Linked DNA regions of Homo sapiens: region 2 is linked to region 1. The links are chromatin loops, found by intact Hi-C in ENCODE. Cell type or tissue: endothelial cell of umbilical vein. All regions are shown on one strand. Links, peaks and the distances in the headings refer to the core of each region. The heading gives the core; the rest is flanking DNA. Region 1 has its middle 18 kb from the start of EIF4G3. Region 2 overlaps EIF4G3 (eukaryotic translation initiation factor 4 gamma 3).

What was found. A loop is a pair of places that touch in the nucleus more often than their neighbours do. Peaks named below come from ENCODE experiments on the same cell type or tissue, not always from the same donor. Only the 100,000 strongest peaks of a DNase experiment are listed, where the experiment ranks them.
Region 2: it touches region 1 in a loop (2.6-fold over the local background); 11 of 110 quality-filtered maps call a loop at or near these places.

Annotation. Positions count from the first base shown.
Region 1 is chr1:21,192,246-21,197,245 of GRCh38, forward strand. No RefSeq gene overlaps it. Among named protein-coding and RNA genes, the nearest start is that of EIF4G3, 18 kb to the left of the region's middle. In endothelial cell of umbilical vein, for the core only: a CTCF peak has its summit at 3,113 (motif pointing left); DNase peaks (open chromatin) are centred at 256 and 3,086.
Region 2 is chr1:21,069,407-21,075,105 of GRCh38, forward strand. All of the region lies in intron 3 of EIF4G3 (eukaryotic translation initiation factor 4 gamma 3), which reads right to left. Among named protein-coding and RNA genes, the nearest start is that of MIR1256, 84 kb to the left of the region's middle. In endothelial cell of umbilical vein, for the core only: no CTCF peak of the experiment used is centred there; a DNase peak (open chromatin) is centred at 3,585.

The DNA of each region.
Region 1 (5,000 bases), core at 1-5,000:
TTGAGCCAGCTCTTGTATTCAAGGTGAATGTAACACCTCGCATACACTCAGTTTGGTCATCCTCATAGCCGCCCATGGCTGGATCTGCCACAGTGACTTTGGGTTTGTCAGGACTTGAATCTCTGGACTGCCATTCCCTGACCGCTCACCCTATTTCTGGCCTAGAAGTAAAGGAAAACCAAGCTGCAGAAAGTTGTCCAGTGACACTGAATAGTGGGCAAAGCCCAGGCTCTGGAGTCCAGCCCAACCTGGGTTGGAATCTGAGCTTTGCAGCTTCCTGGCTGAGTTCCTTTTCCTCTCCATATTCCAGTTTCCTGCTAAGAACAACAACGTCTATCTTACAGAGCTGATTTGAGAATTAGAGGAGATAACATATGCAAAGCACTCGGGATGGGGCCAGGTCCAGAGGAGATGCTTGGGGGACAGTGACTCCCTTCCTCACTCTCCTGCTGCCATTCTGCCCCCTCCCCACTCTGGCACTGCCCACCAAGTTCAAAAGCGGCTGCTGCAGCTGTCGTTTCTGAAAATACACCCCTGGTTGCTTTTGTCTTTCCATCCAAGTCTTCCCCAAACCTTTAAACATCCCCAAATCAAGGGTTTCAAAAGACAAAAAGCCCAAGCTGACTTATCCAGACCACTCTGTTGGCAAATGTCCCAGAGGATCTTGCTCTGCCAGTCACCAAGTTTGACCTTCAGCTCCCTCAGTCAAATTCACTCACATTTGACAAGATCAATGAGAAAAATAGGCAGCGATGATCAAAAGGGCCGACCAAGGCTCTTGGGGCAACTATCCCAGCGGGATTTCATGCCATACAAAAGTGCATGCAGGGGGTGTTCCATAAAAGCTCCTCCACTCGCAGGCATCCCTCATGCCTAGAGACACCAAAAAATGGTTCCCATGACAACACTGCTGCAAATGTTATATATAAATGTGTGTGTGTGCTCCTGTGTGTACATGGTCACACAGAGATGCATGGAAATAAACTCTTGGCACAATTTTTTCCTGTTCCAAACATGAAATAACCTACAAGGATTGATTGCTGGAGAAAAGACGATAAAGGCTTTGAACAAATACACTTCCAAAGGCCTGGCTTCCGTTGATTACACCTGTTTTGATGTGGGTCGGTTTTGTTTCCTGTACCTGGACTAGTAGATACTCAGTTTATAATTGTTGAAGGAATGGGTAATTGATGGGTAAGTAGAAGACTGGGAGGGAGAAAGAGAGGAAGAGAAGCAGCCTGAATGTCAGAGCTGGAGGGGCTCCTATGAGTATCCAGTCTAATCTAACCTGTTCTTTTTCTTTTTCTTTTTCTTTTTTTAAACGGAGTCTCGGTCTGTCATCAGGCTGGAGTGCAATGGCACAATCTCGGCTCCCTGCAACCTCCGCCTCTCGGGTTGAAGTGATTCTCCTGCCTCAGCCTCCCGAGTAGCTGGGACTACAAGCGCGCGCCACCATGCCCAGCTAATTTTTGTATTTTTAGTAGAGACGGGGTTTCACCATGTTGGCCAGGATGGTCTCTATATCTTGACCTTGTGATCCACCCACCTCGGCCTCCCAAAGTGCTGGGATTACAGGTGTTAGCCACCAAGCCCAGCCCTTTTTCTTTCTTTCTTTTTTTTAGAAATTTTTTATTTCCATACGTTTTTAGGAAACAGGTGGTATTTGGTTATATGAGTAAGTTCTTTAGTGGTGACTTGTGAGATTTGGGTACACCCATCGCCCAAGAAGTATACACTGAACCCAATTTGTGGTCTTTTATCCCTCACTCCCTTCCCATCCTTTCCCCTTGAGTCCCCAAAGTCCATTGTGTCATTCTTATGCCTTTGCATCCTCGTAGCCTAATTCCCACTTATGAGTGAGAACATACGATGTTCGGTTTTCCATTCCTGAGTTACTTCACTTAGAATAATGGTCTCCAATCCTATCCAGGTTGCTGTGAATGCCATTAATTCTTTCCTTTTTTATGGCTGAGTAGTATTCTATTGTGTGTGTGTGTGTGTGTGTGTGTGTGTGTGTGTGTGTGTGTGTGGTGTGTGTGTATTTCTTTATCCACTCATTGATTGATGGTAACCCCTTATTTTTCTGTTGGAGAAACTGGGGCTCAGAAAAGGGAAGGAATCTTGTTAAAAGCTACAAAAGAAATTGCCAGCAGAACTCCAGTCCCAGAAATCCATTAAGTAAGCACTTAATAAGTGAGTTAAATTTCTTAAATTTCTATGTGAATAATAAACATATATTGAACAATTATTACGTGCCAGCAACTGTGCTAAGTACTTCATAGACATTATCTCATTTACAATTTAAAAATATGCAAAAGATGTGTTAGAATTCCCATTTAACAAAAAGGGAAACTGCAGCTCTGAAGGCTGGGCGTGGTGGCTCATACCTGTAATCCCAGCACTTTGGGAGGCTGAGGAGAGGAGAATCACTTGAGCCTAGGAATTCAAGACCAGCCTGGGCAAAATGGTGAAACCCTGTCTCTACCAAAAATACAAAAATTAGCTGGGCTTGGTAGCATGTGCCTGTAGTCCCAACTACTTGGGAGGCTACGGTGGGAGGATCGCTTGACCCCAGGAGGCAGAGGTTGCAGTGAGCTGAGATCACGCCACTGTACTCCAGCCTGGGTGACAGAGTGAGATGGTCTTTAAAAGAAAAAAAAAAAGAAAAAACGAAGTCACTTGATGAAGTTTATAGAACTAGTTTATAGTTGGGGTGGGGTTTAAACCCAGGTCACTCAAACACCAGATTCTGAACACATTACTCAGTCTCCTTCTGAACTTAGGGCCAAGGGCGTGGGGCAGGGATTATCAGCTCCATTCTTGCAGATATCAGGAGCTGAGAAATGTGAAGTAACTTGCCCAAGTCAGGAAACTGAGGGGCAAGAACTAGAACTCACATTTTCAGGCACCCAGTCCAGAATTCCTTCAGCTTACTCACTGCCTTCTAACCAACATCTAAAAAACAGAAAGACTGGCTCCTGTCAGCCCGAGTCAGCCATCTCACTGGGCAAGGAGAGGGTACGCCCTTCAGCTGTCTGCATCCCAGGATTCGGTCTCCAGGAGGTGGACCCGGGGCCTATTCCAAGCGTCTCTTTGGGTTTTTCTGCCCTCTGGTGGTAAATCTTGAAACTAGCAAGAAACAGCTTGCCTGAACTTCCCAGCACGCTTCCTCTGTAGAACAAAGTTTTTGCCTTAGTGCTCTGGGAAAAAAAATGGAAATGGTACAAGAGGTTGAGGCAGCCAAGCATGGTGGCTCACACTGTAATTCCAGCACGTTGGGAGGCCAAGGTGGGAGGATTGCCTAAACCCAGGACTTCAAAACCAGACTGGTCAACATGGTGAGACCCTCATCTCTATAACAACTAAAAAATTAGCCAGGCGGTCCCAGCTACTCAGGAGGCTGAGGCAGGAGGATTGCTTGAGCCCAGAAGGTTGAGGCTGTAGTGAGCCGTGATTGCAACACTGTTCTCCAGCCTGGGTGACAGAGCGAGACCTTGTCTCAAAAAAATAATACATAAATAGGTTGGGTGTAGTAGCTCACTCCTGTAATCCCAGCACTTCGGAGGCCAAGGCGGGCAGATCACCTGAGGTCAAGACTTTGAGACCAGCCTGGCCAATATGGTGAAACCCCGTCTCTACTAAAAGTACAAAAGTTAGCTGGGCATGGTGGCAGGCGCCTGTAATCCCAGCTACTGGAGAGGCTGAGGTAGGAGAATTGCTTGAACCCTGGAGGTGGAGGGTGCAGTGAGCTGAGATGCCACTGCACTCCAGCCTGGGTGACAGAGTAAGATTCTGTCTTGAAAAAAATAAAAATAAATAAATAAATAAATAAAAGAGTTGGCTGGGTATGGTGACTCATGCCTGTAATTCTAACTCGGAGGCTGAGGCAGGTGGATCACCTGAGGTCAGGAGTTCGAGACCAGTCTGACCAACATGGTGAAACCCCGACTCTAATTTAAAAGAAAAAAAAATATATATATATACACATAAAAATTAGCTGGGCATGGTGGTGGACACCTGTAATCCCAGCTACTCAGGAGGCTGAGGCAGGAGAATCGCTTGAATCCAGGAGGCGGACGTTGCAGTGAGCTGAGATGGCGCCATTGCACTCCAGCCTGGGCTACAAGAGCGAAACTCCATCTAAATAAATAAATAAATAAATAAATAAAAATACAAAAGTAAAATAAAAAAGGGTTGAGGTTCAGTCTCCCTGCTGCCCTGGATGTGCCATGCTCCCCTTTTTTCTCTGCTTCCTGACTGTTCTCCCCATTTCCACTCTGGCTCTCCTCCGATCCATTCTCTGTGCAGCCTGCTGAACAGCTTTTCAAAGACCCAAACTAATCATGTGACTCGCTCCCTGCCTATACTCCCCAGTAGCTTCCCATTGCTCTCAGGATAAAGTCCAGTCGTCCTCTTATGACCCGTAGGATGCAGCGAATGGCCCCTGCCTCTCTCTCTCTCCATCCCCCCTCTCTCCATCATCTTCAGCTGCACTGGGCCTTCTTCCAGTTGCTTGCATATGTCCAAGCCTCTTCCTAATTCGGCGTTACAAATGCTGTTCCCTTTGCCTGGCACACCTAGAAAATTCCTACTTGTTCTTCAAGTCTCAGTTTAAAGGTACTTCCCTAGAGATACACTTTTTTTTTCTTTTTCTTTTTTTTTTTTTTTTTTTTTGAGATGGAGCCTCACTCAGTCCCCCAGGCTGAAGTGCGGTGGCACGATCTTGGCTCACTGCAACCTCTGCCTCCCAAGTTCAAGCAATTCTCCTGCCTCAGCCTCCCGAGTAGCTGGGATTACAGTCCCCCACTACCACGCCTGGCTAATTTTTGTATTTTTAGTAGAGACGGGGTTTCACCATCTTGGCCAGGCTGGTCTTGAACTCCTGACCTCGTGGTCCACCTGCCTTGGCCTCCCAAAGTGCTGGGATTACAGGTGTGAGGCACCATGCCTGGCTGAGATACACTTTTTTTTTTTTTAATTTTTGAGATAGGTTCTCACTC
Region 2 (5,699 bases), core at 700-5,699, 120 kb before region 1:
CGTATCACCATCTTGCCTGGTAAAATGAGCACTCTTAAAGACAAGGATCATAGTGTCCACCACTGCTTTCTCACATTACCAGGCACAAAACCTTGCATATAGCTCTCATTCAATATATGTTTTCTAAATTAAGTTTATCTCAATATTCTTAAAAGCTCTGCAACATCTCCAATGTTTAGTCCCCTGGAAAAGCAAGCTCCAAGAGGCCAGAGGATCTTTCAGTTATTTTGTACTTAGGAAAACACAGAAAAGTAACTTCAAACACATTTTAGGCTGTCACAACAGGAAAGGCTGTTCTCTATTTAGAAAGAAAGGCCAAACAGAAAAAAGACTGAGTCTAACTCGTAGGAATTTTTACCGGGGGAGAGGAGGGGGTAGGAAAGCAGCAGCAGCATCTGGATTTCACAAATATTTGATGACACTGACTGTGAGGTTTGTCGAAAGAAAAGAGGATGAGCTAATCATGGGTAAGAATGAGATTTTTTTTGTTGTTTTACGTAAAAGGTGAGCACAGGAAGAATAGAGAAATGAAATATACTCAATCATGGTTATCTTATAAATCATTATAGAATTCAGTCAAAGATGATCTTTCAAAGTAATGCAAGACTTGAACTCAGCTAACTGTCCTATATTAAAATTTTGGAAAAATAAATTTAAGACCACAAAGGAAAACGGCAAGCCACAACTTATTACTGCTAATACAATATTATTTTTCAATAATCTAGGAAAATTTTAAGGCCACTGTGGAAAACCATTTGCATCTAGTGATTGAATCAGGATAGAATTATTACCAATTTGCATATCAGGCAGTGGCAACTAAGACTGTGGAAAAAAAAAGTTTGATGCTTACTTTCTCTAATTGCTACAATAATGTATAAACATGATTTTTGTTAAAAAAAAGAAAAAGTAGTGCCCTCTTTACCCTTCAAATCCCACTCCACTCCCTATGGCAAAATGATTAATACTCTGAAGCACATTATTACAAACCTTTCTATACACTTACAAATGTGTAAAAATAATAGCAACAACACAATAATAAATATTCAATGACATGTTTTCCTCTCCACTTATCAAAACATTAGAGATCTTTCCAAGTCAATAAACATACCTACTTCATTCTTGTTCTAAATGTTTAAGTAGTACTTCATGGTGTAGATATAACTACATTCTTCTTAACTATTAATTTTTTAAAACTCCTTAATGAAAAGAACTATATAACCTACTAACATTTTAAGAGCCAAACATGTATGTGCAAACATAAAATAAAAAACAAACTACCTTCTTTTTGCTAAGTTTCAGATATGTCAATTAATATAAATTGGAACCACCCAAAAACTGAAGAGAGGGCAGTTTTAGAATATCAAAGGTAAACTGACATTCCATAAACATTCTTGACAGCACAATAATAATTCTTAACTAGTAATAATAGACTGAATCTTTTTGTAAGTGTAAAAAGAAACTTCCAAAGAACTTGAAAGTGGACTAATTGATATTGTTGTCTAGTAAGTTCATTTTATTATATTTCATTCCATTTCTTGAGAGTAGGTACAACCGCTACCACCCCCTCATACCCTGCATACAATAGGTTCTTCAGTGCAAATGACTGATTTTCAACATTAGCTAATGCAATTCATATCAGATATAAAGAATAAATTGAAAATTCACATTAGCTTTAGTAGCCAAAATAAATGATTGATCTAATATAAGAAACATGTTAGCCAGGTGGCATGGCTCGTGCCTGTAATCTCAAAACCTTGAAAGGCTAAGGCAGGAGGATCATCTGAGGCCAGGAGTTCTAGACCAGCCTGGGCAACATAGTGAGATCCTGTCACTACAGAAAATGAAACAAAACAAAATTAGCCGGGCATGACGACATGCACCTGTAGTCCCAGCTACTTGGGAGGCTGAGGCAGGAAGATTGCTTGAGCCCAGGAGTTCAAAGTTAATTACAGTGAACTATGATCATGCTACCATGCTCCAGCCTGGACAACAGGGTGAGAACCTGTCTCCAAAAAACCAAAGAGAAACACATCCACTCCATGTAATCCTCCAGTGCAGTCCTGACACTCCACAGAAGGTTCCATAAATAAAAACTGTATCCACTACTACCATCTGCAAAAACTGGCATTTGAAAAGCACTTACACGGCCGGGCACGGTGGCTCACGCCTGTGATCCCAGCACTTTGGGAAGCCAAGGAAGGTGGATCACGAGGTCAGGCATTGAAGACCAGCTTGACCAAAATACAAAAATTAGCCAGGCATGGTGGTGCGAGCCTGTAATCCCAGCTACTCAGGAGGCTGAGGCAGGAGAATCGCTTGAACCCAGGAGGCGGAGATTGCAGTGAGTCAAGATTGCGCCACTGCACTCCAGCCTAGGTGACAGAGCGAGGCTCCGTCTCAAAAAAAAAAAAAGAGAGAGAGGAAAAAAAAAGAAGAAGAAAAGCACTTAAACAGCTACTTCCCAAATGCTATTTTCCCAAATAAGTTAAAGACAGAGAGAGAGAAGTAGCTTTTAAACATAAAGTGACAATAATCTACAACTACACCTAGGCAACACTATTAAAATTATATTATTTCTACAAACAACTTCCTATGGGATTATTAAAAATGAACAATGGGTCTAATAATATGGCAACGGTTAAGTCAAAAGAGAAAATATATTTAACACATGGATAATTATACTACAAGTCTTTTATCCCTTAACTTCCTAAGTTTTGTATCATGTACATCTAGTAGTTTATTAAAGGAGTTTACTTTTCTAAGGTAATAAAGTTGGACATTCCAAGATGACAAATATATAATAAGTATTGATGATAAATACTAAAGTTTGAAAAGCAACACCACTGGCTGGGTGCAGTGGCTCATGCCGGTAATCCCAACACTTTGGGAGGCCAAGGTACAAGGATTCCTTGAGCCCAGGAGTTTGACGCCAGTGTGGGCAACATAGGGAGATCCCATGTCTATACAGAAAAAGACATTTAATTTTTTTATTTTATTTATTTATTTATTTATTTTGAGATGGAGTCTCACTCTGTCGCCAAGGCTGGAGTGCAGTGGTGCTATCTCGGCTCACTGCAAGTGCTGCCTCCCAGGTTCACGCCATTCTCCTGCCTCAGCCTCCTGAGCAGCTGGGACTACAGGTACCTGCCACCACGCCCGGCTAATTGTTTGTATTTTAGTAGAGACGGGGTTTCACTGTGTTAGCCAGGATGGTCTCGATCTCCTGACCTCGTGACCCGCCCGCCTCAGTATCCCAAAGTGCTGGGATTACAGGCGTGAGCCACCACGCCTAGCCTTTAATATTTTTTAAAAATAAAAAAGCAACACTATTGAAATGAAAGTCATAAGCGTTTTATCTAACACCACACTAAGCTTGTTCAGATTTCATATCAAATAAACGGTATGAATAGTTTCTTCATTGTAGTTGTAAGAATAGAATACTTACTGATGGTGGCAGCAGCTGCTGGTACATATCTGAGTGATGACTGTGTATCAAGCTCTAGGAGGTTTAAATGGATTTGTCTCATTTAACCTTCTTAAGAACCTTTGGAGATCAGCACTATTATTATCTCCATTTTACTCATGAGGAAGGAAACTGAGGTGCAAGAAACTTACCCAATGACACACACAGCTGCTAGTGGAAGCGCCAGGATCTGAATTCATTTGGTCAGATTCCAGAGCCACTTAGCTGCTCTTAACATTCTGCTCCCCATGTAACCTATAAACTCCAATTCATCTGCTAATAAATATGAGTATTTTCATGATTTAAATATTATGTCATTCCCTTAGTAGAAACTCTTCAACAGCTCCTTCTATACATCAGATAAAACCCAAATACTTTATCAAAATCTTACAAAATTACATGACCTAGATTTTGTCAGCCTCTAGAAGGGCATTTTCAAACGCCCTTGCAGCTATTCACATTTAAATTAATGAAAATTAAATAAAATTTAAAATTCAGGTCCTTAATTGCATTAACCACGTTTCAAGTGCTCAAAAGGAAATGCTCTACTGGACAGCACGGTTCTGAGCCACCAATCATCAGGAGGCTCCCACCTTAAGGCCTTGGAGCTCTGCAATATCTATTGGGAAGGTTTATGCTCTTCCTCTTCATCCATGAACAGCTGAATACATTTCATGGTTCAGGTATCACCTAAAATGGCATCTTCTCACAGGAACTGTAGGCCTCACAGCATGGACCCCTCTAAGTCTCCCTGGGCACACGCCACATGCAGATTTCGGTGCTTTCCCAACCTTCTTGGTATAAAGGTCGACAATTCTATTACCAAGGGCTCATGACAGCCTAGTTTTGTTAGAGACTGTATTGTAGGGAAGTCTATGATGGTATTGTCACATGCTGGATCATTCTGAGTGCCTGTAGACAACGTCCCTGGAAGAGATATTTTTATTTTTTAATGGAGACAGGTTTTCACTTTGTTGTCCAGGCTGGAGTGCAGTGGTGTGATAATGGCTCACTGCAGCCTTGACCTCTGAGGCTCAAATGATCCTTCCACCTTCTCTCATATCTTAACAGAAATGATCAGTTTTAAATCTTGTTTCTCTATTTCTAAACACTACAATTTTCATTATTTTTTACTTTCATATGTTTTTCTACCACCATCTAGTAGAGTACCATAGATGGTATTGAACAAATACTGGCTAGATGAATAAATATTAATAATATTAACCAATCTTAATAATTTTGCCTAACGTTTGAGAAAATCTAGATTCAAGTTTCTCAACAGTGACACTACTGCCATTAGGGCCAGGATAATTCTTTATCATGAGATTGTTGCATGCACTTGGATGTTTAGATACTTACCTGGCCTCTACCCACTAAATGACAGCAGCATCCTCTGTCCATCTCCTCAACCCTCACCAGCTGTGGCAGTCAAAAACATCTCCACACATAACTAAATATCTCTGGGGGTAAACTCACCTCCAGTTGAGAACAACTGACTTAGGTATTTCCAAATGACTGGCAAATTCTAAGCTAAACATTATAAGAATGCCTAACATTATGAAAATATCTAAATGCTATCATCTCGTATTTAAATTTATCAAATACAAAAATCTGGATTTCTAACTATGGTCAGTTATCATTCATAAATGCTACTGGAGAAAAAAATAATAATAATTTATATACATAAATCTTCTTACAACCAAATCCTTTCTGTCTTAACAATCAAGAAAATTTCATTACTTTTCCATACCAAATAATTCAAACGCATTAAACAGGAAAAAAAGATTAAATGGCTAAGAAGAAAGTTCTTTAAAAATTCCTAATTATTATGTTCCTACAGAATTAGGAAGATTATAACTGCTGTGTAATAACTTGGAAAAATATTTTCCAATACAATGTTGTATTAAAAAAGAAAACTAATCCAGGTACACTGGCTCATGCCTTTAATCCTAGGACTTGGAGAGGCCGAGCGAGGTGAGAGAATCGCTTGAGCCCAGGAGTTCGAGACCAGCCTGGGAAACACAGCAAGACCCTGCCTCTACAAAAAGTAAAGTATTCGCCGGGGTGGTTACCGTAAGTGAAAAGATGATAATCACAATCATGAAAACATGGGAAAGTATAAAACTCACTGATAGATCAGATACACAAAGAAGAAAGAAAAAAGAATCGAATCTTATCACTACAGAAAACCAACAAACTGAAATAATAAACAAGGAGAGGGAAAAAAGGAACAAAG